2 separate regions of the Homo sapiens genome follow, and region 1 is linked to region 2. Evidence: chromatin loops called from intact Hi-C (ENCODE). Cell type or tissue: HepG2. All regions are shown on one strand. Links, peaks and the distances in the headings refer to the core of each region. The heading gives the core; the rest is flanking DNA.

What was found. A loop is a pair of places that touch in the nucleus more often than their neighbours do. Peaks named below come from ENCODE experiments on the same cell type or tissue, not always from the same donor. Only the 100,000 strongest peaks of a DNase experiment are listed, where the experiment ranks them.
Region 1: a loop joins it to region 2, with 4 times the contacts of the local background. A loop is called at or near these places in 32 of 110 quality-filtered maps.

The regions. Positions count from the first base shown.
Region 1 is chr2:69,371,129-69,384,968 of GRCh38, reverse strand. GFPT1 (glutamine--fructose-6-phosphate transaminase 1) reads left to right here. Exons shown (of 20, transcript NM_001244710.2): 2 at 10,856-10,963. Among named protein-coding and RNA genes, the nearest start is that of GFPT1, 9.2 kb to the left of the region's middle. RefSeq lists an enhancer at 3,449-3,498. In HepG2, for the core only: a CTCF peak has its summit at 9,010 (motif pointing left); no DNase peak of the experiment used is centred there.
Region 2 is chr2:69,706,880-69,723,747 of GRCh38, reverse strand. It overlaps a transcript of ANXA4 not described here. Among named protein-coding and RNA genes, the nearest start is that of ANXA4, 27 kb to the left of the region's middle. In HepG2, for the core only: CTCF peaks have their summits at 6,813 and 8,903 (motif pointing right); DNase peaks (open chromatin) are centred at 6,974 and 8,907; H3K4me3 peaks cover 707 bases; H3K27me3 peaks cover 2,704 bases.

The sequences.
Region 1 (13,840 bases), core at 5,074-13,073, 340 kb after region 2:
AAGATAAGAAGATGAGTGTCATTATTTTCCTCCCACATCTTAGTCATTGAACTAAAATTCCTGAGCAGAGAAATGGAGTGAAAATTAGACTAGATGGGAAAATCTGGAAGCTTACTTTCTGATTACTTGCTATCTAGTTAAGTTTTTCTCTTTCTTTCCTTCTTTCTTTTCTTTTCTTTCTTTCTTTCTTTTTCTTTCTTTCTTCTTTCTCTCTCTTTCTTTCTTTCTCTTCTTTCTTTTCTTTCTTTCTTTTTTCTTTTTTTTTTTTTTTTTTTGTGACGGGGCCTCTCTCTGTCGCCCAGGCTGGAGTGCAGCGGCATGATCTTGGCTCACTGCAGCCTCTGTCTCCGGGGTTCAACCTCCCGAGTAGCTGGGATTACAGGGGTGTACCACCACACCTGGCTAATTTTTGCATTTTTGGTAGAGGTGGGGTTTCACCATGTTGACCAGACTGGTCTGCTGACCTCAGGTAATCCACCTACCACAGCCTCCCAAAGTGCTGGGATTACAGGAGTGAGCCACCTTACCCGGCCCTAGTTAAATTTGCCTAAAAGATTATTTTATTTCAACGTTGTGCATTGTTGAAGCAGAAGAATGAGGATTGAAGATTCTGATGTGCTTTTTTTCAATCAGATATACTGATAAAATTGATATGTTTACCAGCTTGTATTGGGATGTTAATAAGTGTTAGGAAAAAAGATCCTCTGGTCCAGTAAATTTGGGAAGCAACATATTAAATCGCGTGGTAATGTTTTGTTTTGTTTTTTGATTGGAGGATTTCTTGGAATCTTTAATGTATTAATAATAAGCATTGAGAATCTCCCAGAGAAGAATAGTGTGTCTATTTTCCAAATTTATTTTATCTTCCTTTTTCTTGGTAGTTTGGAATATACTTTGTCCTTTTTATTTGCATTATTTTTGGTTTTGCTGAGTGTCAAGTCACTTAAGCTATCCCTAGCTTTTAACAGATTTTGCTATTGTTTTTATAAATGTGAAGTTATACCCTTCTGATTCGACGGTGTATATAAAATGGAATTTTGGGGATGGGCGCGGTGGCTCACGCCTGCAATCCCAGCACTTTGGGAGGCTGAGGTGGGTGGATCACCTGAGGTCAGGAGTTTGAGACCAGCCTGACCAACATGGTGAAACCCTGTCTCTACTAAAAATCCAAAAAAATTAGCCGGGCGTAGTGGCGCATGCCTGTAATCCTAGTTACTCGGAAGCCCGAGGCAGGAGAATCTCTTGAACCCAGGAGGTGGAGGTTGCAGTGAGCTGAGATAGTGCCATTCTACTCCAGCCTGGGCGACAAGAGTGAGAGACTGTCTCAAAATAAATAAATAAATAAGTAAATAAATAAATAAATAAATGGAATGTTTGCAAATGAGATCCTTTTTAAAAGCAGTAAAGGAACTTGCAATTTTAAAGTATCCTAAAATGAATTTTTCAAAAGTTTTTTGTAATTATACTGTCTAATGGCTTTGGAGATAATTGAGGGATGCTGAGATTGGCTGCTAGGATTGGTCATAAAACCAGTACTATTAACATATCCTTACATATACTGGATATGAAGAAGTTGTGAGAGAAAATAATTGCTTAATAAGCATTTCTTCAATTGTCCCCTGGAAATGGAGGTTAATAGGTTCTGGTAATGAGCAGTAGAAGGCGGGAAAGGGTTTTGTAACACAAGTTTGGGAAATTCTGCTCTTGGAGATTCACAATTAGCAAGATTAAAGGTTCCAGAAAGTTCTAAATATATACCTAACTTTAACCAGGTAGTTCTTAAACCTTTAATTATGAAACCTTTCTTTACTTCATTCCTTTTTAGCATCCGGTGAAATAGTGTTCTGTTTCTGTGGTTTGAGAATTTTTTGACCGTATATTTCAGGTGCCTAGAAAGTGTTAGAAGATACTTGCAGGTATTTGAAATGATGGCTTTATACTTGGCACTCTGCCCTTTGCAGAGATGACTAAAATAAGAGAGTTGCCTTCAAGAAATTGCTGCCTGATCAGAGGAAAGAAAATGAATGCACATGCAACAGCTTCAGGTGAAAATACACAGTCCTTGTTCATTGCCATGTCATAGACCACAAGTAGAATGAGTAGAAATTTAGAGACTGGAGAGCTCTGGGGTTTGGGTTTCTGTGTTAGGTTCAGGAATGTTCTGGGTGATGGGGCAGGACTTTTACTCAACTTGTAGAGTATTAGTATACTGTGAGAGGTAATCATTAATGGCATATGTTAACCGTCAGTGAATGGAGGCGGAAATAGTTTGAGAACTACTACCAGATGAAGGAGGAAATAGAAGTGCCAGGAAAACAGACCAAGGAACAGTGGTTAAAGGCAGAAGAGTTCCAAAGTAGTATATTGCCTTGAACAGAGTCTATAAAAGTAGAAAAAGGTCATTCATATGTAATACTGCAGAGAAGTTAATTGGATATGGTTATGAAGAAATTATTAGAGAAATTGCATATGTCAAGGCAGAAGGGTCTCAGTTTGTGTTTAGGAGGAGGGCTGCAAGTAATATGAAAAAGAAGAGGATTTTGGGATTGAGGTCCCCTGGGAGTGTTGAGAAGTTGAATTCTAGAGCTGTGGTTCCTGACCTACAAGCCCTGAAGTTGTTACAGGGTGTTCATTGCTTATTCATATGCTTATAACTTTGTCTGTAAGTTGAATAAAGATTGTTCTAGATCATTGAATAATAAAAATTTAACCCATTGTTGTGAAGGAGCCTCAGAATATTTTGATGTTAACAAAAGAGTTCTGTATTTACAAAGTTGGAGAAACACTCATCAAGAGTTAGGAGTAAGGCCCAGTGTGGGGTTCCCTCTGGTAATACCAGCATTTTGGGAGGCTGAGGTGGGCGAATCACTTGAGGTCAGGAGTTTGAGACCAGCCTGGCCAACATAGCGAAGCCCCATCTCTACTAAAAATACAAAAATTAGCCAGCTGTTGTGGTACGCACCTGTAATCCCAGCTACTTGGGAGGCTAAGGGAGGAGAAGTGCTTGGACCTGGGAGGTGAAGGTTGCAGTGAGCTGAGAACACGCCACTGTACCCCAGCCTGGGTGACTGAGTGACACTCTGTCTCAATTAAAAAAAAAAAAAAGAGTTATAAGTAGCCAGTGTTTTGGCTTACACCTGTAATCCCAGCCACTCAGGAAGCTGAGGCAGGAGGATTGCTTGACGCTAGGAGTTCAAGATCAGCCCGGGCAACATAGTGAGATCCCATCTCTATTAAAAAAAAAAAAATTAGCCAGGCATGGTGGTGCATACCTGTAGTCCAGTCTACTTAGAAGACTGAGGTGGGAGGATTGAGTCCAGGAGTTTGAGGCTGCAGTGAGCTATGATTGTGCTGCTGCACTCCAGCCTGGGTACTGGGTGACAGAGCAGGACTGTTAAAAAAAAAAAAAAAAGTTACAAGTAGGGGAGAGGCTAGCTTCAGAGAGTAGTATGTGTAATATGTCTCTCTTGAGATTACAAGGAAGGATGAGAAGTATTTATATATTGTTAAACTGTTGAAAAGAAGATGGGTGAGGGGCAGTGACTCATGCTTGTGAACTCAGCATTTTGGGAGGCTGAGGTGGGAGGATCACTTGAGGCTTGGAGTTTGATACCAGCCCGGACAGCATATTGAGACCTTGTCTCTATATTTTAAAAACAAAAAAAGAAAATGAAGACTTTAATTCTGGCCAGGCGCAGTGGCTCACGCCTATAATCCCAGCACTTTGGGAGGCCGAGGCGGGCAGATCACCTGAGGTCAGGAGTTCGAGACCAGCCTGGCCAGCGTGGTGAAACCCTGTCACTGCTAAAAATACAAAAATTAGCCAGGCGTGGTAACACACGCCTGTAATCCCAGCTGCTGCTCAAGAGGCTGAGGCGGGAGAATCGCTTGAACTCAGGAGGTGGAGGTTGCAGTGAGCTGAGATAGCGCCACTGCCCTCCAGCCTGGGTGACAGAACGAGACTCTGTCTAAAAAAAAAAAAGACTTTAATTCTATAAAGTAAGAATCTACCAAAAATGAAAAAGAAGCTGGGAAGAGAAAATGAGGATTTGAGAGTAGTATGTAGCTTAGACTCTAAAATAATATCTGGGAGAAGTTTGAAAGTTAAGCAAGTGATGAATTAATAGGATTGGTCAGCAGTTCGGAGGGCCCATCCGAAAGTGGACCGAAATGGATAGGATAGATGAGTTCTCCTTGGCTGTCATAGTTCAGTGTAGAGATGCTCAGAGACTAGGAGTCAGAGCACAGTGGACCCAGAGGGTTTGACTTGGCAGTATGATGAAAAATTGTAGTCTGATGTGAATGGTCAGAAGAGAGAGAGATGGAATATTTGAAGATTGTGAGCAGGAAGTACATGCTTTTTTTTCTCAAGAAAGATGATGACATAGGTTGACTGTGAGGGAATGTATAGAGATGTCATGACTTAACTAGTGATTTGAGCTCCAGAATGTTAAATGTGCAAGAGACGTGTCATGGAGCCCCTTCTAGTGGCAATAGTTACAGTAAAGTAGGGGAGACATGAACCAATTAAACACACAAATAATTGAAAGTCTTAATTGTTTCACTCCATATGTTATTTTTGTATGTGTGATTTATTTTATTTTACTTTTACATTTTTTATTTTTTTGAGACAGAGTCTCACTGTGTCGCCCAGCCTGGAGTGCAGTGGCGCAATCTCGGCCCACTTCACCCTCTGCCCCACCTCCTGGGCTCAAGTGATTCTTCTGCCTCAGCCTCCTGAGTAGCTGGGACAGGCACGCGTCACCATGCCTGGCTAGGAATTTTGTATTTTTAATGGAGACGGGGTTTCACCATGTTGGCCAGGCTGATCTCGAACTCCTGACCTCAAGTGATCCACCCTCCTCAGCCTCCCAAATTGCTGGGATTACAGGCGTGAGCCACGGCATCTGGCCTTTATATGTGCTTTTAGGATTGTAGAAGATGTACCTTGGCTGGATGCATTGGCTCATGCCTGTAATCCCAGCACTTTGGGAGGCCGAAACAAGAGGATCGCTTGAGTCCAGGAGTTCGAGACCAGCCTGGGCAATGTAGTAAGACCTCATTTCTACAAGAAATAAAAAAATAACTGGGCGTGGTAGCTTACGTCTGTAATCCCAGCTACTCCAGAGGCTGAGGCAGGAGAATTGCTTGAACCTGGGAGACAGGTTGCAGTGAGCCAAGATCGCATCACTATACTCCAGCCTTGGCGACAAGAGCAAAACTCCATCTCAAAAATTAAAAATAAATAAGTAAATAAATAAATAAATTACAGGCACATTAGCATGTGCCTGTGGTCCCAGCTACTTGGGAGGCTGAGATGAGGGGATCACTTGAGTCCAGGAGGTGGTGGTTTTAATGAGCTGGGATTGTGCCACTGTACTCCAGCCTGGGCGACAGAGCAGACCCCTGGTGAAAAGAAAAAAGAAAATGTATCTCAAATAATACTTAATTTTAAAGAAATCTTAAATGTAGAATGTGATTCCATAATTATAATATTGACTAGTTCACTGCAACCTTGAACCCCTGGGCTCAAGTGATTCTCTCACCTCAGCCTTCCAAGTATCTGGGACTACAGGCATGCACCACCATGCCTAATTTTTTATTTTTGGTAGAGGCAGGGTCTCCCTGTATTGCCCAGGCTGATCTCAAACTCCTGCCCATGATCCTCCCGCCTTGGCCTACGAAAGTGCTGGGATTACAGGTATCTGCTACTGTGCCTGGCCTGTAGAAAAATTTATAGCTGAAGGACTGGGAGTGTGTGTATGGGAATAACAGTAGTTATCTCTGAGAAAGGGGTTGGAACCTGTGTGGAGACAGAAAGGAGAGATTTTCACAATTCTGTAGCATCTGTATAGTTTTAATATTTATTTATTTATTTCAAATTTTAATAGAGACAGGGTCTTGGTATGTTGCCCTGGCTGGTTTCGAACTCCTGAGCTCAAGTAACCTCTGCCTCTCTTCCCACAGTGCTGGGATTACAGATGTGAGCCACTGCTCCTGGCCTACTTTGAATTTTTAATGATGGTGATGAATTAATTTGTGACTAGCATTATAAGAAAAATAAAATTTAGAGTTTAAGTGACATTGTAGGTAGATTTTGATTCAGAAGTTTTAAGTTTAGAGAATGAATTTGAACACTTATCACTGATAAGTTACAATGTTTAGGGTCCCAAAATATTGCAGCTGTCAAATGATAAAATATATAAAAATAAAATTTAGTATTCATAAGGACATAAATGCAACCAGACATAGGAATTTTAATAATTTGACGAGTCAGTTTTCTTTTCAGTAAGGTTTAACAGTCTGTATTTGCAGCTACATTGCTTTCAACCAGGTGTGTCTAGTCTGTGATCCAGATTGCTTCTGAAATTTTGTTAGCAAGGTGCTCATAATTGCTTTTTTGTCATTGAATTTAAGTTGCCATTTATTGAGAATGATGCCTGTAGGTTCAAGCATCTGCTTCAGTTATGGAGTTATTTTATTCCAAGTATATTCCATTAGTAAGAAAGCTTACACTTGTGAAGTGCATGCTGATTTGGGGGTAGAGAATCTATGCTTATACAGCTACTGTGTGTGCTCTTAGAGCAATTACTGAAGAGTGGCGGAAAGTTGATATTAGGCTTTTGTCATTACCTTACTTAAGAACTGTTTATTGGGAGTTTAGGCCGGGTGCAGTGGCTTATGCCTGTAATCCTAGCACTTTGGGAGGCTGAGGCGAGTGGATCACCTGAGGTCAGGAGTTCGAGACCAGCCTAGCCAACATGGCGAAACCCCATCTCTACTAAAAATACAAAAAATTAGCCGGGCATGGCGGCGGCCACTGTAATTCCAGCTACTTGGGAGGCTGAGGCAGGAGAATTGCTGGAACCTGGGAGGTGGAGGTTGCAGTGAGCTGAGATGGCGCCAGCCTTGGCGACAAAGCGAGACTCTGTTTCAAAAAAACAAAAAACAAAAAACTGTTTATTGGGAGTTTTGATAAGACAAGTCAAAGACCTGAAAATAGAGGTCAGACTAACGATTTCTGCTCTAACAAGCATCATTGTGAGTTGTGAATGCCTCCCTTGTGAACATGCCCTGTGTACCTGATGAATTGCTGCCAGTATTGTCTCGGGCACCCCAAGATTACAGTTAACCCGGTATCCCCGCAGGTGGAATGTCTTGGGCTAGTAGTGCTATCAAGGGACAGGGCTATGAAACTGACAGGTTCAACTTCTTAGCTCCCATTTTCCTCATCAGGTATGTCTGAGGCTAATCCCCTTCCTTCTTCTAGCTCTGTTACTTTTTTGTTTGTTTCTTTGTTTGTTTTTTTGAGACGGAGTCTTGCTCTGTTGCCCAGGCTGGAGTGCAGTGGTGCAGTCTAGGTTCACTGCAACCTCTGCCTCCCAGGTTCAAGCTATTCTCGTGCCTCAGCCTCCCGAGTAGCTGAGACTACAGGCACGTGCCACCACAGCTGGCTATTTTTTTTTTTTTATTTTTATTTTTAGTAGAGACGGGGTTTCACCATGTTGGTTAGGCTGGTCTTGAACTCCTGACCTCGTGATCCGCCCGCCTCGGCCTCCCAAAGTGTCGGGATTACAGGTGTGAGCCACTGTGCCCAGCCAAAATGTTCTTAAGCTCTCAAGATTCATATAGTGAGCCATTATAAACCAAGGAGATTGGAGTTAGAAGTATTATTAAAGTTGAATGCTGTTGTTGAGTTACATTATTAAAAACAGTGAATTTAATATTGCATTACTTAATCTTTTTTTTTTTTTTTTTTTTGAGACGGAGTCTTGCTCTGTTGCCCAGGCTAGAGTGCAGTGGCACGATCTCAGCTCACTGCAACCTCTGCCTCCCAGGTTCAAGCAATTCTCCTGCTTCAGCCGCCTGAGTAGCTGCGATTGCAGGCACCTGCCATCATGCCTGGCTAATTTTGGTATTTTTGTGGAGACGGAGTTTCAGCGTGTTGCCCAGGCTGGTCTTGAACTCCTTACCTCATGTGATCCACTCGCCTTGGCCTCCAAGTTGCTGGGATTACAGGCGTGAGCCACCCAGCCCTGCCGCATTAATCTTTAAAAAAAAGTAGAGTCTATAAATTGTCTTAAAAACAATTTTATATCATTAGCATTTAAATAGTTTTAACACATTCATATACATCTTTAATCTTTAAATCATTTACCATCCGGCTTACATTTTTATGTTTTTACCAACTTTCATTTTTATCATCTGGCTTACATTTTTACTTTTACTATCAGACTTAGATTTCTTAAAAAAGAGAGAGTTTAGGAGTGAGTTTTTCTGGATGTGCTTAGAATTTGGCAGCTCTGGACAATCTGCAAACAATCCTCGACAGGCTTCTGTTTTCAAATAAGCTAGATTGTATCCTCCTTTAGTGGACTCTAGCTGATGCAGTCACAGTGGTGGGAACTAGTTCAGATTCAGTTTTTTTCACACTTTTTTTTTTTTCTTTTGAGATGGAGTCTCGCTCTGTCTCCCAGGCTGGAGTGCAGCAGTGCGATCTCGGCTCACTGCAACCTCCGCCTCCTGGGTTCAAGGGTTCAAGTGATTCTCCCCGTCTCAGCCTACCAAGTAGCTGGAGTACAGGTGCACGCCACCATGCCCGGCCAATTTTTGTATTTTTAGTAGTAACTATGGGTTTCGCCATGTTGGCCAGGCTGGTCTTGATTTCCTGGCTTCAGGTGATGCGCCTGCCTTAGCTTCCCAAAGTTGGGATTACAGGCGTGAGCCACTGCACCTGGCCCACATTTGTATTAAAGTATTGTTTTAGAAAAGATTTGTGTGCTGTGTATTGTCTTTTAATGACCTGGTTAAAATACTTAATTGATAGTTATCTGTACGTGTTTAATCTTTCTCAAAGATCAGTGACCCATAGGTGAAGAGTGCAAAGTTTGATTTACAATTGGGTTATTCGTTTATTCATATTACAGATACTTCATGAAGGAACAGCAGTAGCAACAAAAACCCCGGACTCATTCTTCTGAATTAAATGGGTGCAGATTGGTCTGGAGACTCTTCTGCTGCCCTCTAGTGTTTATATCATGAGTAGCCATTGAAAGTTGGAAGCTGCACATTGCTGTGCCGCTACCACTCTTACCTTAGCAATATCCTTAAGCAGCATGTTGTTTATCCTTATCTTAATTGCTGTGCTTTGAGGTTGGGAATGCTATTTGTGGGTATCTCTGGGATATCAGTTAACTCAATTTCTATTTTTGAATTATGTAAGATAGATGTTCTACCCTCCCTTACAGGGTGGTGGTGCTGTGAAAGTAAGATGACTGTACATTACAGGAAAGCTTAAAAAAATAAAAATGTAAGGTGTGTGTGTATCTTTTTTTAATCTGAATGAAATATGGGATTTCTGTAAGTCTTTGGCCTGGAACTGCTTCTTTGGGGAGAGTTGAAACCGTTGTTTCAGGTTATTTTGGATTTTAATGTGTGAGTTTCTCTTTTTTAGGGCATAATAATTTATTTGAGAAAATTGCAATGTATTGATCATGGTGATCAGCATGTATGTTATGGCTTTCCTGTTGGGTATCAACAATGTGCCATTTTTGTATACTGAAATATTTCAGTAGGATCACACTCTATAGAAGTAAATGTCTCTTTTCAGATGGAAATGAAGACTAGTTTTTTGGGAGTTCTATCTCACAGAATTAATTTAAACTTCTTATGAATCAGAATTACAGTGAAATGTAGTTAAGAAAAAAGGAAGTTTTAAAATAAGCAGCTTGAACTTGTATTTTTGTATATTTTATATAATTTAGTCTTCAGTTTTGATACATTAAAGCTGTGTCCACTCTGGCCAAAGCACAGCCATGGAAAACCTCAGATAATGCCCATGCTGCCATTCCTAAAAGTGTGGATTTCCTTTACCTGTGTTTTGTTACTTCTTTGCTTATCCCGTTCAGTTCACATTGTATTACTGCTTTGATTTCTAGTTTTGTTTTTCCAAATGATTGCTCTTTTTCTGTGAATTTTCAAGGGTTGTTATGTGGTTGTCATTTGCTAATGTGATGAACAAGTAATTCAAGCAATTATCTTTTAAGATAGTTATATATTTGGTCAGTTTTTACTATTTTACGTAATTATTTAAGGGGTGAGTATTTTTCATATCATTTATTCCTAAATGTCACTGATAGCATGGTTATTGGAAATAAGCAAAATTAATCTCATTGGTACAGATTTTAGGGCCTATATATGTTGCTTAAATTACTTTAGAAATTTTTTTCTTGAAACGAAATGCTCTGTATATAGGACATAAACCATGAATTTGTTAATTGGTTTTTAAAAAAATTAAATTTCACTTGACAAAAATGGCAGTCATGGAAAATAAGTAGCCAGCTTTATAAGCTTCTTTGCCAGGTGCAGTGGCTCACACCTGTAATCCTAGCACTTTGGGAGGCCGAGGCGGGCAGATCACGAGGTCAGGAGATTGAGACCATCCTGGCTAACATAGTAAAACCCCGTTTCTACTAAATATACAAAAAATTAGCTGGGCGTGGTGGCAGGCACCTGTAGTCCCAGCTACTCGGGAGGCTGAGGCAGGAGAATGGTGTGAACCCGGGAGGCGGAGCTTGCCGTGAGCCGAGATCGTGCTGCTGGACTCCATCCTGCGTGACAGAGTGAGACTCTGTCTCAAAAAAAAAAAAGAAAAAATTATAAATGTGTATTTTGACATGTTTAGTTTTTTATACTTATGAGAAACTCCCCCTTGAAAAAGTTCCATTGCCTTTAAACGGTTTGAAATGTTTGAAAGACAGAATCTAACTTCACGTTTTTTCACATACTTGACATAATTATGCTAATTTTGATTTTTTAAATCAGAATTTTTCATTAAATATTTGTTTATTTGCAGGTATATTTGCTTACTTAAACTACCATGTTCCTCGAACGAGACGAGAAATCCTGGAGACCCTAATCAAAGGCCTTCAGAGACTGGAGTACAGAGGATATGATTCTGCTGGTACTTTAAAAAAAATACTATGGATTTTGCATGATTCTTTAAATAGATACTATTTTTATTGTTATTAGGAGACTAGACTATTAAAGTCTGTTTTGTTTTGAGTAAGTGTAAATTGGAAGAATTTTTGTCTTTTATCATATTTAAAGGATTTATTTATGTAATCTCAACAGTGTTACCATTTATGTGGAGTATTGCTTATGATGATCTCTTAAGAATATTATTGTAAAAACATCATATGGGGGATTATTGTGGTAAAACAAAATTCGTGAAGGTCTTACTCTAAATTCTTTTTTCTTTCCTATAACTTTAATTTTTATCCATTGATTTCATGCTTTGACACATAAACTTGCCTCAGATTCTTTTTTCTTATTTTTATTATTTATTTTTGAGATAGGGTCTCACTCTGTCACCCCAGCTGGAGTGTAGTGGTGCGGTCATAGCTCACTACAGTCTCGAACTCTGGGCTCAGGCAATCCTCCCTCCGTAGCCTCCTCAGTAGCTAGGACTATAGCTGTGTGCCACCATGCCCAGCTAATTTTTAAAAAGTTTTTGTAGACACGAGAGTCTCACTATGTTGCCTGGGCTGGTCTCAAACTCCTGGCCTCAAGTGATCCTCCTGCCTTGGCCTTTCAAAGTGCTGGGATTACAGGCAAGCCACTGATTCCAGCCTCATCTATCTTAAATAAATTACACATAAACATAACTTTCTGGCAACTTTATGTTCTACCCTAGCTCCTTCCCTCAACTATGTCAGAGGTTCCTAAGACCATCCTCAGATTTGACGATTCCCTAGGAGGACTCACAGAACTCAGCATTTGGTTGTACTCATGGCTATGTTTCATTATAACAAAAGAATACAAAGCACAATCAGCAAAGGGAGAAGGTGCAGGAATTGAAGTCTTGAGAAAGCTAGGCACAAGCTGCTCACCAGTGGATCAGTGCCTAAGGTTTTCATTGGGGGTTGGTCACATAGGCACCCTCTGCCCAGCATGTACCAAAATTCTAGACTCCCAAAATAAGAGCAGATGTTCAGCATAAACCACTTTGTTTGCACAGTTTGTGTAGTGAGACACTTTTGGTTAGGGTGGTAGGAATCCTTCCAAAAACCAAGTTTCTAGACACCAGTGAAGGGCCAACCTTGAAAACAGGCCTTTCTGAGGATAGCAGTTTCACACCTGCTGTGTTAACTCTTTTTTGTACACTTAACATTGCCACATGGAATGGACATTTGTCTTCCTTGACTTTCCTTAGTAATGGAAAGTCAGTTCCTCAACTCCTTTGTTTTTAAAATTCTCTCCTTCCTTAGCTTCCTTGACAGCACATCTTATTCTCTTCCTAAGATGCTAAGATTACTTCTTTTCTGTTTGCTTTGGAGGCTCCTTTCTTCTACTTACAGCTCAAATATTAATGTTCTTCAAGATTCTTTTTTTTTTTGAGGTGAGTCTTGCTCTGTCACCCAGGCTGGAGTGCAATGGTGCGATCTCGGCTGACTGTTGCAACCTCTGTCTTCCGGATTCAGCTGATTCTTCTGCCTTAGCCTCTCCAGTAGCTGGGATAACAGGCATGCACCACCACGCCTGGCTAATTTTTGTATTTTTAGTAGAGATGGGGTTTCACCATGTTGCCTAGGCTGGTCTTGAACTCCTGACCTCAGGAGATCCACCCGCCCTGGCCTCCCAAAGTGCTGGGATTATAGGCGTGAGCCACTGCACCCAGCCAATATTCTTTTCTAGATCCACTTCTCTTATTTGGTGTCTTCATGGGTGAGCTCTGACTCATCAATCTTCTTTTTTTTTTTTTTTTTTTTGAGATGGAGTCTCACTCTGTCACAAGGCTGGAGTGCAGTGGCGTGATCTTGGCTCACTGCAGCCTCCACCTCCCGAGTTCAAGCAATTCTCCTGCCTCACCCTCCTGAGTAGCTGGGATTACAGGTGCCTGCCACCACACCCAGCTAATTTTTGTATTTTTAGTAGAGACGGGGTTTCACCATGTTGGCCAGGATGGTCTCGATCTCCTGACCTCGTGATCTGCCCGCCTCGGCCTCCCAAAGTGCTGGGATTACAGGCGTGAGCCGCCGTGCCTGGCCCATCAGCCTTCTGTTAATATATGTTGGTAACTTCTTTGTTTTATTCTTTTTATTTTTTATTTATTTTTAATTTTTATTTTTTTGAGATGGAGTCTTGCTCTGTCGCCCAGCCTGGAGTGCAGTGGCATGATCTCAGCTCACTGCAAGCTCCACCTCCCGGGTTCACGCCATTCTCCTGCCTCAGCCTCCCGAGTAGCTGGGACAACAGGCACCCGCCACCACGCCCGGCTAATTTTTTGTATTTTTAGTAGAGACGGGGTTTCACCATGTTAGCCAGGATGGTCTCGATCTCCTGACCTCGTGATCTGCCCGCCTCACCCTCCCAAAATGCTGGGATTACAGACATGAGCCACCGCGCCCGGCCAGTATTTTTTATTTTTAATTTTAATTTTTTTGTGTGAGAGTATGTTGGTGACTTCTAATCCAGATGTATTTCTTTTAATCCAGATTTATCTCCCAAGCTGTATTCTAGGCCTCCTACAAGTTTCTTCCTAGATAGACCATGATATTTTAAACTTTGCATGTTCAAAAATTGAACTGAGGCCGGGCGTGGTGACTCACGCCTGTAATCCCAGCACTTTGGGAGGCTGAGGTGGATGGATCACTTGAGGTAAGGAGTTCAAGACCAGCCTAACCAACATGGTGAAACCCCATCTCTACTTAAAAAAAAAAAAAAATTAGCCACGCATTGTGGTGTGCACCTGTGATCCCAGCTATTTGGGAGGCTGAGGCAGGAGAATTGCTGAACCTGGGAGGCAGAGGTTGCAGGGAGCTGAGATTGCGCCACTGCC
Region 2 (16,868 bases), core at 5,008-13,007:
CAAGACCCTGTCTCTATTAGAAGAAAGAAAACAAAATAAAATAGCATCACACAGCTATGTCATAAAAGACTGTAGTGTGGGATTGGACATCCAAAGTTATAGATAAACGGCATAAGAAATTTTATGTCATAAAATTTGTGGATAGACAAAAGACACACTGCAGAACTAAAGGAAAATGTTTATTCACTTAGCTAACATTTCCTAAGTACCCTGGTTGGAGACATTGGACTAGGAAGAGGGAACAATGGTGACTAGAACAAGAGTCTCTCTGCTTGGCAGACTCCATGGTCATCACCACATCCTTGCCCTAGAAAATGCCTGCTCTCCTCCCCTAGTCCACACTGCAAAAAGCTTGTCTTTTTTTTGAAGCCTTCTGGAGTTCAGGAGTTTCTTCATATCACTTTGGAGGCATCTTTTAGCACATCTTATTATAATTACTACATATTTATTTAGTAGCTTTTACCTCCCCCTGAATCAGCTTATTGTTTCTTTGTTTTCTATTTCATTGGTGTTTGCTCTTATCTTTATTATTTCCTTCATTATACTTTTTTTTTTTTTTGAGACAGTCTTGCTCTGTCGCCGAGGCTGGAGTACAGTGGCATGATCTCGGCTCACTGCAACCTCCACCTCCCAGGTTCAAGCGATTCTCCTGCCTCAGCCTCTCTAGTAGTTGGGACTACAGGATCGTGCCACCATGCCCGGCTAATATATATATATATATATATTTTTTGGTATTTTTAGTAGAGATGGAGTTTCATCATGTTAGCCAGAATGGTCTTGATCTCCTGACCTCGTGATCCGCCCACCTCGGCCTCCCAAAGTGCTGGGATTACAGGCATGAGCCACCATGCCCGGCCTATTTCCTTCATTATTCTTTCTTTAGGTTTACTCTGCGCTTTTTTCTATTGTCTTTAGTTGAACTCTGACCCATTTATTTGTTTTTGCTATTTTTTATTGTAGTTAAATACATATAACATAAAATTTGCCGTTTTAAACATTTTGACGTGCATAAATTCAGTGGCATTAATTAAATTCACGATGTTGTGCAACTATCATCACTATTTCTAAAACTTTTCATCACCCCCAACAGAAAGTCTGTATCCATTAAGCAGTAAATCCCCATTCCTACCTCCCCCGAGACCCTAGTAACCTCTAATCTCCTTTCTGTCTCTATGAATTTGCCTGTTCCCGATATTTTATACAAGTAGAATCATATAATATTTGTCCTTTTGCGTCTGCCTTATTTCACTTAATGTAATGTTTTTAAGGCTCATCCATGTTGCCGCATGTGTCAGAACTTCACTGCTTTATATGGCTGAATAATATTCCATTGAATATACATACCATATTCTGATCCATTCATCTGTTGATGGACACTTGGGCTGTTTCCACTTTTTGGCTATGGCGAATAACGCTGCCGTGAACACTGGCATGCAAGCGTGAGTTTGAGTCTCTGTTTTAAATTCTTTTGAGTATATACCTATAATTATGTCTTTACATCACTGCTACTTCCAATAGACCATAGACCTTTAAGGTTGGTCTCATTCATTTTTACATCCCCAGACTTAGCACAGGCCAAATACACAGTAGGAATGGGTGTGAGTTTGGTAAATAAATGAATAATGATAACAATATTTTACATCCATGAATCACTTTGAAGGTTATAAAACACTGGTCATTTTTTTTTATTTAATCTTCCCAATGACCCTGTGAGATACTTAGGAGAGTCTAATATTATTATTTCTATTTTATAGAAGAGGATAGCCAAGGTAAAAGAATCAGTGTCAAAGTCACTTAGGATTCAAATCCAAACCTTTCACCATCTAGTTCAATTCCATTTTCATCCTAACTTGCTGTTTCTCCTGTTATTTCTGACAAAAAATATTGGTGAAAATATCCATTCTTACTGAAAATTAACTACAGGAATATAATAAAGGTTTTTCTATAAAAGAGCCAGAGGAGACTGGGGGAGGTCTTGATTTGTCCTTATTGTCTAGTCAAATAGCTGCTTACCTGGAGTTTAAACAATCCAGAGTAATTTTTTTTTTTTTGAGACGGTCTCACTCTGTTGCCCAGGCTGGAATGCAGTGGCATGATCACAGCTTGCTGCAGCCTCTACCTCCCAGGCTCAAGCAATCCTCACCTTAGCCTCCCAAGTATATGGGACTACAGGCGTGTTCCACCGTGCCTGGTTAACTTTTCAATTTTTTTTGTAGAGACAGGGTCTTGCCAGCCTTGTCTCCAACTCCTGGGCTCAAGCAATCCTCCTGCCTCAGCCTCCCAAAGTGCTGGGATCGCAGGCATCAGCCACCAAGGCCAGCCAGAGTGATCTTTCGACATCAGATTTGCTTGTGTTATTGCTGCTCTACGTGAAACCTTCCAATGCCTTTGCAGTGCTTCCAGGGTAAATAACAAAATCATTAACAGGCCTACCCACCCTGTAGAGTCTAGCTTTTGAGATCTAAACTCCAATCTCAACAGGGACTAGACAATTAGCTTAAATGAGCAAACAGGCTGGGTAAGAGATGAAAAACAGCAGCTGGCTTTTGGCTGCAGTGGTGGGAACTGACAAAGAGTGGCCGGGCTGTGGCAGCTCGGAGAGTCCATGCCACATGTGAAGCAGCAGCCAGGGCTTGATTTATTGCCATGGGGGCATGCAGGCCCAGGGTGGCCAGACCTCCCAAGTTTCTTAGAGGAGCAGAAATCTGGATATTTTGTGTGACATCTATATATGTTTAATAATGGCAATGAATTCAAATTTAAAAATCATTTGGGCCAACACTTTGGTGAGAATCAGAGGAAGCAGAACAGGCCAGATGCTGCCCACAGAAGATGGAGACCTCAACTCTTTGCTCTGCATGTCTCTCCTGGCTTACCTCCGGTCCCTCTGTACTCTGGCCATACCAGATATCTTCTAGGACCTCTTATGCAGTAGTTCTCAACCCTGGGTGCACACAGGAATCACTGAGGGGACCTGGAAGAAAAAAAAAGTGACATTTGGACCCCTCCTCTGGGTATTTCTTTAATGATGTTCACATATAGGCAGATTGAGAATGTCTAATTACCAACTGGACTTCTGCCTCCAGCTGTGCCCCCTCTGGTCAATTTCCCATATTGCAGCAAGAGGAATCTTTTAAAAACATAAATCTGATCAAGTCACTTCCCTACTCAAAATCTTCCATGGCTGCCCCTTGCCATCAGGATACATAACTTTGCACTCTTGGAAGGTCCTTCATGCTGCATCCCATGCAGAGCCCTCCATCCTCACTTCTTCCCCTCACTGCCTCTGCTCCTCCCCACCGTGAATGAACTTTGCTTCAGCTCCCCTGAATTTCTTGAAGTTCCATGGATGCACTGTGCTCTTTCACCTATGAGCCTTTGAACATGTGCAGTTGGCAAAGCCTGCGTGAAAGTGGTCACCAAGGCACTGATGGAGCGAGAGGAGGGACCGGGGGGATTTGAAGCAGTGCAGAGAGGTGGCCAACACTAGTACTATGTTCAAAAAGGGGAAAATTGAAGGCAGAGATTACAATTAGTATTGCTTGTTTCCCTCTCCCCAGCCCTCCGAGGGCCAAGTCCTGAGCATATGAAACAAATTCTGAATTGAATCGGAATTACATTCTCAGGAAATAGTCTCTAGTCTGCTTGCTTATTTGGAGGGGGAGCTCGTTCCTAATCTGAATGAGAGTCAAAGCAGAACAGTAGCACTAATGACCTATGTATTCACCCAAAATGCCAATATTTATTGATCATTTACTGGTTGCCTGGCACGTTGGAACTGTAATGACAACCAGAGAGCTTATTGCCAATTGGTAAAGACTTCGCCAGGCACAGTGACTGATGTCTGTAATCCTAGCACTTTGGGAGGCCAAGGTGGGACGATCACTTAAGCAGGAGTTTGAGACCAGCCTGGGCAACATAGTGAGACCCCATCTCTACTAAAAATACAAAATTTAATGATTTTTAACTAATGATTTTTGTATAATTAATAATTCAAAAAATAATTTTAGGCAGGGCATGGTTTCTCATGCCTGTAATCCCAGCACTTTGGGAGGCTGAGGCAGGTGGATCACTTGAGGTCAGGAGTTCGAGACCAGCCCAGCCAACATGGTGAAACCTGTCTCTACTAAAAATATAAAAATTAGCCAGGTGTGTTGGTGGGCGCCTGTAATCCCAGCTACTCAGGAGGCTGAGGCACAAGAATCACTCAAACCCGGGAGGCAGAGTTTGCAATGAGCCGAGATTGCACCACTGCACTCTAGCCTGGGCAACAGAGCAAGACTCCGTCTCAAAAAAAAATAATAATAATTTTTAAAAATTACTTGGATGTTGTGGCACATACCTGTAGTCCCAGCTACTCAGGAGGCTGAAAGCAGGAGGCTTTCTTGAGCCCAGGAGGCTGCAATGTGCTATGGTTGCACTATCATACTCCAGCCTGGGTGCAGAGCGAGACCCTGCCTCAAAAAAAAAAAAAAAAAAAAAAAAAAGACTGGAAAATAGTCAATGGTTAGAAAACTGTAAAAATGGGGGTGTGGCAAGGTCAGGAGTTCAAGACCAGCTTGGCCAACATAGTGAAACCTTGTCTCTACTAAAAATACAAAAAATTAGCTGGGCGTGGTGGCAGGTGCCTGTAATTCCAGCTACTTGGGAGAATGAGGCAGGAGAATCACTTGAACCTAGGAGGTGGAGGTTGCAGTGAGCCGAGATTGTGCCACTGCACTCCAGCCTGGGTGACAGTGTGAGACTCAGTCACAAAAAAAAAAAAAAGGAGGGTAGCTAGCTTGAGACTTGGAATATCAGGAAAAGCTTTATAAGAGACTCTGGAAGGACAAGCAGAGGCCATGCTGTGTATGCATGTGTGTGTATGCATGTGCGTATGCACACATGTGTATGCATGTATGTGTGTGCATGTATATGTGTGTGCATGTGTGCAGCATGTGTGTGTATGCACGTATGTGTATGCATGTGTGTGAATGTGTGTGTATGTGTGTGTATGCATGTATGTGTGTGCATTTGTGTATGCATGTGTGTGCATGTGTGCGCATGTGCATGCATGCATGTGTATACGTGTGTACATGTTTGTGTATGCATGTGTGTGCTGTGGATAGGGCTGGTGGGAGAGAAGGAAACCCCAAAGCACAAGAAGCAGCAGGTATAAAGCCCTGGAGCCAAAGAAGTCATGACAGGTTCTGGAAAGTGTAAGTAATTCCACAAGTCTGAACCTGAGTGATTCTATGACCTCTTCCAGTGACCTCAAATTCTGGCTAAGCATTTCCCAAACGTAGCTGAAATAGTATCTACTTGAGAAAGTTGAATATAATTTAGTTCCTGGCTGGTGTATTACATCCCCCCAAGAATCTCTTAAGAGATTGTCAGGTAAAGAAGGAAGGGTGAAATGACAAACATCCAGAGGGTGGGGGTGCCATTTATATTGCAATCCATCTCCCAGTGGTAGCCTTCTTTGGGAATTCTGACCAGCTGGGGGGACCTTTCCCCACAGGTTCAAGCTTTTGTCTAGCAAATCTGGGGTCCTCACTTCTGTTATGTAGATGGGAAGCAAGGTTCTCCTGGGGTTACACAGCAGGAACTTGACATTTGGAGAATGTGATTGATGAGTTCTGTCCTCCCACAGAGAAGTCCCATGGTGAGAGAGGGCTCTAGAAGCCAAGTAGCCAGGGGACTTTCCAAACTAAACATCTGCTATGAAATGCAGACCGCACTGAGCTATGCCTGACCTAGCTAGACATACAGCCTTAGGGTATCAAGCATCTCCCTAGCCAGGGTTTCCCCATTAAAACTATTCCTTTTAATTCCAGCTTTCTTACTTAGAGGACCCCTGCTGAAACATTCTAGAGGGAAGGGAGTGCATAGGTTGTGTACGTCTCTTAGTTTGCCTGTCATCTGGTAGAAAGCCAAGGCCCATAGGGATCCAGGCACATTCTAGTTTAGTTAGTGCCTGAAACAAGCAAACTGGATGAGGTACCAGTCCCAGGCATCAGGAAGGCTCAGGGCATCTGCTGCAGAGGCAAGGCTTTGTGGGGAGGGGTCACAGGGAACAACATATTCCAAAGAAGATGAAACAAAGAAAAGCAAAGTTTCCAGTTAGATACGTGGAGTTAAAGAGGAAATGGCGGTAACAGAAAGATGCAGCGACGGGTAATTCCAGAAATGAAAAGGATGGGACATCAGGCCTTTCTGCTTCAACTCAAAGTCAGATCCCTTGAACTCACAAAATAATATTGGCTGATACCCTGGAGAGGGAGGCCTTTGTTACCCTCATTTATGATGCAGGAATAATGATCAAATGCCACCTGCTTGTGTCGATGAGCCAGGCCTGACAATTAAAGGGTGGGCGCCAGGATGGGCTTTGGGAGTGTGGGATGAAAGGCACTGGATGAGAACAAAGGGGCCATGGTGGGAGTTTTCCAGCACCAGCCTCAGTTTTCTGCACAGAAGCCTCCTGCCACCTCAATGCCAGCTTTGAAGGCATAGGCAGGCAAAGAAAACCAACAAGCCAAACAAAATGCATATGGATGCTTTTAAATGGGCATGTTCCTATTCAGTGGGCATGAATTGGAGAATATTCATCTTCAGCCACCTCCTGCACCCTCAGGGCGTCAGCTCCTCCTTCCAGGACCACTGAAGAGATGGAGCCCCCACCCCAGCCCCTCTGCTACACGATGCTGCTTTACGGTCTCCCCTGCACTTCCCTTGTTTCTTGATTGGTTTCTCTGGTTATCATCTGTTTTGTCTTGCCACAGTGTGATGCCAGGGAGCAGAGGCTGGACGGTGTTCTCCTCCACACAGTGCTTGGCCAGTAGTAGGCAGACAGCAAACAGCTGAATTGATGACTCAGAAAAACTTAAACATCGCCAACTCTGTCATCTCTTTTAGTAAACCTACTGGACAATTCCATTTAAATGTATGATACTTACTTCAAACTGCACATGAACAAAACACAACTCTTTTCGTTCTTGCCCTCCCCTCTGGCCAATGACCAAGTCAAAAACGTCGAGTCATTTTCCATCCTGAGCTCTTCACCTGGATTCCCGGAGCAGCCTCATAACTAATCCGCTGCCCTCCTGTTGTGCTGTCTCTCAGACCCGTTCTCCCGAGTGATCTTCTCAAAACGAGCTTGAGCATGTCACACCACTGCTTGAAACCCTTTGGGGGCTCCCTGTCGCCCTCACATAAAGACCAAACATTTTAACCTGACAAACAAGGCCTTCCCTGATGTGGCTCTCGCCCGTCTCTCCAACCCCCTCTGCACATCTCAGCTCAAGTCATCCTGAGCTGCTCGCAGTTCCTCGAGTGCAGCTGCTGTTACGTTCACCCTCTGCCTCTCCTCTTATCTTTCTGGTGAATCCCTTTTTTCCTGGTTCACCTGTTCTATGAAGACTTTTTTTGACCAGTATTGTATTTCTCAGGACTCTTGACTTTAAGGGACAGAAACCCAACACAAACTAGCTTCAGTTAAAAGGGGATGTATTAACTCATTTAAGTAAGGACTAGACAGAGCCACCACAGGAATGGCTAGATCCAGACACCCAAACAATGCTGTCAGCTCTCTCTCTCTCTCTTACTCATATGTACATGTATTTTGGCTTCTTATTATGAGTTGGTCTCATCCTTTCTTGCTAGAGGAGACTGTACTCACAGAGAACTCTAGACTTACATACAGTTTGATCACTCCAGGAGAGAGTGAGGCTTCTTTCTCCCAGTCTCAGGTTATTAAAATTATGGGAAAGGCTAAGAGTAGCCTGGCTGGTGACGTGTGCCCAGCACTTGGCCCATGACTAGAGGGACAGTGTTGTGATTGACCATGCCTTGGACTCTCTTTCTTGACCTAGGAAGAAAGAATGGGTATTCCTCTTGAGGGAGCAGCTGCCAGATAAAAGAGGGAGTCTGTTATCACATAAAGAGGGTAGACCACTGATGTCTCCTTCTTACCCCTCCCTCCACCTCCATTTATGTTCCCACTGCCCTCTGTGCATAGGCACAGAAGGGGACAAAACACATTTTGGACTCAGATAGACATAGAGCCAGTTACTGGCTTTATAGTAACTATGTGACTTTGGGAATGTTTTAAGCCTCTTCGTGCCTCTGCATTTGCATCTGTACAATGTTTTAGGGATGTGTTGTGAGGGTTAAAAACCTAGGCAAATTATCTGGGACATAGTAGGTACTATGGCAGTCATAACAATTATATTTGACCATCTCCCTTTTCTAAACCATGATTTGGCCAGGCGTGATGGCTTATGCCTGTAATCCCAGCACTTTGGGAGGCCGAGGTGGGAGGATCACTTGAGACCAGGAGTTCAAGACCAGCCTGGCCAATATGGTGAAACCCCGTCTCTACTAAAAATACAAAAAGTAGCCAGGCATGGTGGTGCGTACCTGTAATCCCAGCTACTTGGGAGGCTGAGGTGAGAATCGCTTGAACCCAGGAGGGGGAGGTTGTGGTGAGAGGAGATTGCACCACTGCACTCCAGCCTGGGTGACAGAGCGAGACTCCATTTCAAAAAATAAATAAATAAAATAAAATAAAAAACAAACCATGATTTGCTTGAGGCAGGGCCTTATTTTAGGCAAAATTTAACTTGGTTATAAGAGCAGGGCTCAAATATATGATGGATTGATTTCTGTCCACTGAAACAGGATGATACTGAAAGATAAGGCAAGTTTTGCAGATGAGGGAGATATTCAGTTCTGTCTTCTTCAATCTTGGCTTTATGATACTGGCCCATTGTTATTATGTAGTCTTCTGTTTCAAGCTCTCCAAAGCATCTCCACATCTGTTACTTGACTTCACTGTGTCACCCTGGAGGGAGGACCTTGCGTTAGGCTTCATGAACAGATCTGATGAGGTATCCACAAGACACAAGGTTAACCAAGAATGGGCAGCAGGGGGCGTTGTGGACAAGCCCCGGGGAAGCCAAGGGAAAAACTGCAGAGGTTCTGAACCTAGACCTGCCCAACGTCCTGCTGACCGACTCAGGCACCTCCGGACCTGGGTGTCTGGCTATTGATTGGGTACATGCTGAAGCACGCTTGCCTCCCAGGGCATCCCATCACAAATTAGGCCCCAGCTCTGGGATCTGGCCCAACGCAGGCCCTCTCCCATGTATAGGAGCTGTGGGGACAACACAGGAGGTTAATGGGAGCTCGGCCAGGATCCCAGGAAATAAAGCACTGAGGTTTGATACACTGATGGGCACACTGTGGACAGCAGGCTGGCTGGACTGGGGCAGGTGGAGTGTTATGTGAGTTTTCGGTCACGTGCCCTCGCCGAAGCCCCGTCTCTTATATTCTTAGGCTTCCTTCGGCTTCGGTTGCCAGGAGTAGGTGCTTGTATTCTATAGAGTCGTTTATATTTGAAATCCTGCATGGATGCATTTGGTCCTCACCGCATCCTTCCTCCCTTCCGGAAACTGTACGCTCCCCTCCTTAGAAGGTCACTTCTCCACTCCATGGGGTTCTGGTGGGGCTCCCAGAATGTGCCCACATCTCCACCCTTACCCCACCCCCCGGCCCACCCAGCCACTGGAGGTGGGAAAGAGCTAGGGCTTGTCAGAAGGCAGACCTTGAAGGAGAAGAGCCTCCCAGTAGGGAGGTCAGGAATGTGCTCAAAATCCAGGCTCAGATGTCTTCAAAAGCCTGGAGAGATGTCACCCACCAGGCACTGTGGTCTTTGGCAACTCATGTGGGACAGAGGTGTAGACTAAAGAATGTTCTGCCCCATTCTCTTGCGGAGGACAGAGCAAGGGAGAGTAGAGCTCCTTCCATATTCGAATTTCCCTTTCTCCTCTTCACGGCAGGGAGTCCGACCTTTGTGTTCCTCCATCAAGTGGAATTTGTGCTGCAGGGTAGACAGCGAAAGCTGCTGAGGCATAACCGTTTTTCCCCCATTCTTTCTTTTTGTGAAAGGCAAAACTCCTCAAAGTCCTAAACTGTTAAGAGAGTTAGGTGCCCCAAGAGGAGACGGGAGAGCGGTGATGCCTTCAGGGCAGCAGCAGAAGCAATGGAAGGATGGATGAGGAACCCCACAAAGGGGAGAGAACTCTGGAGTCTGTGAAGAGCGGGGAGCTGAGACCCAACTCGTTATGTTACGGGTTGTGTGTTGCTGGATCCGGCAGGTAACAGCTTGCTGGACTGAATGTTAAAGTCTCAAGAGTTTTACAAACTGATTGACTTTACTTTTTAAATTGGCTTTATTGAGGTGTACAATTTACATACTTGGAAGCAGCTATGGTAGAAGTGTTTTTACACCATGGAGATTGGCACATACTACAATTCAGGGCTTTCTCTCTGCCCCAGAGCCAGCTGCTAAACATTTACCAGCACACCACCGAACATAAGAGTGGCTTCTTCCAATCTTATCATCCACATATCGCTTCTTCCTTGGGGAGAATGAGTGACAAGAATGGGAGGGAGAGGGCCAGAAAGTGTGTTACACCAATAGCACTCCCCTGAAAATGGAGTAGAGGTTCTTCATGGAAACAAAGAATGGAGATAGAGGGGCTCCCTCTACCTTCCTTCCATCCTTTCATTTTCTTTTTTTTTTTACTTCATAATAATGACTATACTGAAGATTTCAGGAAAGAATAGGAGGCAGCAGGGTGGTGGTTGAGAGTAAGGCTTTGGAGTCAGATGGCATTTGGGTTCCCACAGCAGCTCTGCCACTCTCTAGTTGTGTGGTGTTGTATAAAGTGAGCAAGGTCAGAGTGGGAAGTATTGTTGTATGTATTTAGGGTAGAAGCCAGTCCACTCTGGTCATCTGAGCTCTGTTGGGGATCTTCATTGGCCCCAAAGAGTCCTGTTTTCATCTTCTCTGAGCCACTGCAATGAATGAATGGTGGTAGGCGTCCACAAACCTGGTGCACAAAATGTGGATAGGATTTAGGTGATATCTTCACAACTCAAGAAGAACCCAGGCTTCAACAGTCCAAGAAGCTGTAATCTCCTTCTTCTAGGCACATCTGAAAACAAAATGCCAAATGGGAGGTCCTGTTGCTAATGTTGGTCCTCCAGTTCTTTACGAGGGAGTGGGTAGATCCCATGGCCTGTCTGAATGTCACTTTCCTCATCCATAGGGTAGAAATGACAGGATAACCTCATTATCTTTTGTGAATCCATATTAAAAGGCCCAGAACCATTGCAAATTTGTTACTGAAACTTTCTGGAGTTCCCCAGTTGGATCCAATTAGGATCATTACTGAGATGGTTGTCTCCCCTAGGCTGAAAGAAAAATGCCACCGTTAACCTTTAATCATTCACAACAAACCCAAAGAAAAAGTCCTTGGCCCAGGTCCTAATAGGGCTATTAAAGCTATTTTCCTATTCAGCTGCTTAGACTCGGAGTGAATAACCCGGTAATTTTCTACTGCTTCTCCCCACGGAATGTAAAGGACCAAGAGAGTGAACTCTCCTAACTAATGCGCTTTAAGGCAGGGGCCAGATTTTACCTTCCTGTCTCTTGGTTTGCTTCCACCCTCCAATTTTCTCCTTTGGTTGTTTTATTTTAGTGTGAGGGGTATGTGTTTGTGTGTATGTGGTGGTGGTGGTGGGGTGGGGTTGGGGAACATTTGGTTGTGTGTGGTGTGTCTGTATGTATGTGTGTGGTCTGTTTAGTGGAAAACTTTGGAAGCACGCAATAGTTACACATGGTGTCTAAGACCCCCCAGGAAAAGGAGAGACCAAGAGAATGAAGAGAAAAAAATAAAAATAAATTGAGACAAAATAGGCAACACATACAAAAATCCTATGTATAAAAACTGTTTTCTCAATTTCTTGCTCTCCTTTTTCCTTTTTGCTGCAGTAGAGACCCCCCCATCATGCCCCATATTTCTCTATGTCTCTTTTCTCTCTCTGTGCCCTCATTAACTCAACCTCCTTAACACTTCCAAAACCAGAAATCATTGTCCTGACACCATCCCCCACACCCTTCAAGTCCTATTTCTCTTTCTGAATTCCCCAATCTGTTTTCAGGTTCTATTTTAGGTCAGCTGCCCAAACAAACAAAACCCAAAAAACCATATATCAGAACCATTTCTTATTTTCTTAATTGGCTTTATTGAGGTACAATGTACATACTACAAACTCACTCATCTTAAGTGTTCAGTTTAATTCTTCTTGACAAATGTATACAGTCATACAACCACCACCACGATCAAGGTGTAGAACATTTCCTTCATTCCAAAAAGTTCTTACCTCCACTCCCAAGCCCAGGAAACTAGAAATATCACTATAGTTTTGCCTTTTCTAAAATATCATATAAATGGATTTATACAGTGGGTAGTCTTTGATGCCTGGTTTCTGTCCTTAGCACACTGCTTTTGAGATTTATCTATGCTGTTACATGTATCGGTAGCTTATTCATTTTTACTGCTGAGAAATATTGCATTAAATAGACACATCACAATTGTTTGTTTATCCATTCATCAGTAGATGGACATTTGGGTTGTTTCTCGGCTCATTGCAACCTCTGCCTCCTGGGTTCAAGCGGTTCTCCCGCCTCAGCCTCCCAAGTAGCTGGAATTACAGGTGTGTGTCACTATGCCCAGCTCATTTTTGTATTTTTAATAGAGACAGAGTTTCACCATGTTGACCAGGCTTGTCTCAAACTCCTGATCTCAAGTGACCCACCCATCCCAGCCTCCCAAAGTGCTGGGATTACAGGTGTGAGCAACCACGCCTGGCCAGTTTGGGCTATTATTAATTAAGTGCTCTGAATATTCATATACAGGTTTTTGTGTGGATGTATTTTCACTTCTCTGAGGAGTAGAATTGTATTTTATTTCTAGGAGGAGAGTTGCCGGGTTGTATAGTAAGTGTAGTTTAACTTTACAAAACACTGGATAAACTGTTTTCCAAAGGGGCTGTATCATTTTCATTTCCACCAGCAATGTATGAGAATTCCAGTTGCTCCATATCATTGCTAACACTTTGTATTGCCAGTTAAAAAATGTTAGCCTGTAGTGTTTGTAGTATTACCTCATTGTCCTTTTACTTTGTATTTCTCAGGTGACTAATGTGGAGTATATTTTCATGGGGTTATTTGCCTTAAGTAGATCTTCTTTGGTAAATTATCTGTTCACTTTTTTTTACCCATTGAAAAATTGACTCATTTGTCTTTTTATAATTGATTTGTAAGAGTTATTTATATATTCTGGATGCAAGACCTGTATCAGATATATATTTTGCCTATGGAAATAATCTGAAATACAGACAGAGTCATGCATAAGGATTTCCATATCAATGTTACTTACAATTGTGATGAAATTGGAAACAAGTTACAATCTAATAAAAGGAAAACTTCATTTCTTTATGATTCAAGGTGATATTTTACAGCCATTTAATGATATAAAAAATTTACAGACATGGAAATCTACTTTTAATATAATTTTAAGCAGAAAGTAAAATTACATATAATATCAGCAATGCATTTAAAAAGCCTGGAAGTGGGCCGGGCATGGTGGCTCACACCTGTAATCCCAGTACTTTGGGAGGCCGAAGTGGGCAGATCACAAGGTCAGGAGTTCAAGACCAGCCTGGCCAATATGGTGAAACCCTGTCTCTACTAAAAATACAAAATTAGCCGGGCGTGGTGGCACATGCCTGTAATCCCAGCTACTCGGGAGGCTGAGGCAGGAGAATCGCTTGAACCTGGAAGGTGGAGGTTGCAGTGAGCTGAGTTCACGCCATTGCACTCCAGCCTGGGCAACAAGAGCAAAACTCTGTCTCAAAAAAAAAAAAAAAAAAAAAAAGCCTGGAAGTGCATGCTGCCATAATAAGTGATACCATCTATGTGGTAAGATTATGGCTGGTGTTTAAGTTACCTATTGTTTGTCAAAATTTATACAGCAAGCATGCTTTAGTTAAAAAGGGGGAAAGTGTCATAAATAATTAAATGGTTGAAGCAGTGCTTGGTGCTTCCCTTACAAGCACACCTGGCTTGCATAATGATTCGTGATACTATTAATAACAAAGTGAGTTGGTTAATTGCATAACAGACCACCCCAAAGCTTTGAACTATAATTCCAGCTCTGCCCTTGAACTCCAGGCAGTGTTTCTGAAATGGGTTTCAGAGTTAAGAGTTACCTAGCGAGGTTGCCATGTAGATTTCTGGGATGTGGCTTCCCGTGTATGTACTCTAAAATGTGCAAAAGTTCTTGATGTTACGTTCAGTGACTTGGGAAGATCATCTTGGGAAGTCAGGCATGCCTTGAATACTTAGAAGAGAGCGTGTCTGTGCTTCTGCTGATGGAAAACAATGACCAAAGAGAACACAGACTCAGAGGGCTGGAGGCAAAGCAATGCAGGCAGTTAATGAGAAAAGCCTTTGTTTGAGGAAAATATTGGCACTAAGAAGAAAGGTGGGAATGGAAAGAGGAAATGGAGGGAAGAATAGAGAGGCTAAGCAAACAGGTCAGACTTTGACGAAGTAAACTTTATAGATGTATTTTGCACATAAAGTCTTATCCTGTAAATAATTTGTATCCTTTACTCACTTTAATTTCTTAACTCTAAGTAATTTCTGTTGCCCTCTGAAGACTGTCAGGAGGGTACAATTACTACTGGGTTTATTGAGAGGAAAAAATTTAAGGAACTTAAGATGCTCCTATAGGGATTACTCTCATACAAAGGCAATTTCTTAAAGCAACATGTTTTGCGAGGGTCAGTGATTTGGTTCATATCAGAGGCATCTTTGAACCTGGTCAGTTACTTTACCTAAGGCAGACACACTATATATGTTTGCTGATGAGTGACCTAAGAGACAAAGAAATAATATTCAAATTATTATTCAGAAGATATAGTAGAGGTTTTTTTTTTTAAGTTTGGTAGCTGGGATTATAGGCACGTGTGACCCTTCTTGGCTGATTTTTGTATTTTTAGTAGAGACAGGGTTTCACCATGTTGACCAGGCTGGTTTCGAACTCCTGGCCTCAAATGATCTGCCTGCCTAGGTGGATGGGATGCAGATGCAGTCGAGGCAAAGAAGCTGACCTCGAGTACACAGGCACCCTCGATTGTTGGAGGACCATCTTCAGAGAGGAAAGGGGCAAAGCTTTCTTCAAGGGCATGTGGTCCTCAGAAACAGGGACCTGCTGGTCCTGCAGGATGAGCTGAAGAAAATCACCTAAATGCATCTGTCTCCCCGATAAAAAAAACCAAGAGACCCATGAAGAATACTTCTCTCTCTCTCTCTCTCTCTTTCTTTCTTCTCCCAGGCTCAAGTGATCCTCCCACCTCAGCCTCCCGAGTAGCCGGGATCACAGGCGGATGCCACCAGCCTGGCTAATTTTTGTATTTTTTGTAGAGACAGGGTTTCGCCATGGACAGCCTTAAAATACTTAACTGTTACGGACCACTGACCGAACAATTCTAATGGTCTTTATCCTGGCTAGTCGTGTCCGTAGAGAGTTGCGGAAGGCTCTAGAAAAGGAGCTCATTGCGATCACGTTTGACCATTGGCACTCGATGCCACGTATTGATCACTGAGAGGAAGGGGGGAATCATGATATCATTGTGGGCCCAAGTGGGACTCAGCTCCACTACTCAGACCTAGAGTCCAGATACTTGCAGGACCTGAGCTGTGTTTAAGTATTTATTTAAAGCAAAATAATCATGTCTCCCGTTTGTGCTTAAGCACTAGCACCTCTTTTCTGCAGTGGAATATTTGCGATTATGTTCTATGTTGGGCACTCTGCTGCAAAATACTGAAAACAGGAAATGGCAGGAGAAAACCATGTTGCTGAGTGGAACAAACCAGTCCATAAGAATAAATATTGTGTAACTTCGTTTACATAAAATTTAAATACAGTGATAGAGAGTAGGAGGATGGTTACCAGAGGCTGGGAAGGGTAGTGGAGGTGGCTGTGGGTAGTGGGGATGGTTAATGGGTACAAAAAAATAGAACGAATAAGACCTAGTATTTGATAGCATGACAGAGTGATTATAGTCAATAATAATTTAATTGTACATTTTAAAATAACTAAAAGAGTATAATTGGGTTGTTTGTAACACAAAGGATAAATGTTTGAGGGGATGGATACCCCATTTTATATGATGCGATTGTTATGCGTAGCATGCCTGTATCAAAACATCTCATGTACCCCATAAATAAATACACCTACTATGTACCTACAAAAACTAAAATTAAATTTTTTAAAATTTAAATACATGCGAAGAACAACTGTCGTGTTTGGGGTTCCACGGTTATGAGATAAAACTATAAAGAAAAGCAAGGAAATAATTATCATTGAAATTAAGGTAATAATTACTTTGGAAAGAAAATAAACAGTAATTGGGAGGAATCACCAGTGGGATTCCTGGAATATTGGCAATTTTGTATTTCTTGACCTGGGTGTTGTTTTGTGATATCTCATCAAGCTGTTTTGTACACATTACTGCTTGCACATTAGACTGACCCAGGAAGAAGTAGAAAGATTGGATAAACCAATAACTATAGAAGAAACTGAAATGCTAGCCGAGACCTACTTTCCAAAAGGGAACAGATCCTATGACTCTATGGCTAGGGTCTATCAGACATTTAAGGAAGAAATATTTCCTATCTTATACAAATATTACTGTGCTAGCATAACCCTATACCAGAGCTAAATGAGGAGAGCAAAAGAAATATAAAATATAGGCTAAGCTCACATATAGAAAGATACCAGTATTCTACATACAATACTAGCAAATCGAATCTAGCAATTTATTAAATGAATAATAATCACAACCAAGTCAAGTGTATTTCAGGAATGAAAGGGTTTTCCAACACCAGAATATCTACAATGTAATCCACTAGAGATGTGAAATAAAGGAGGAAGATGATACGAACATTAACTTGGTAGATGACATAAAAG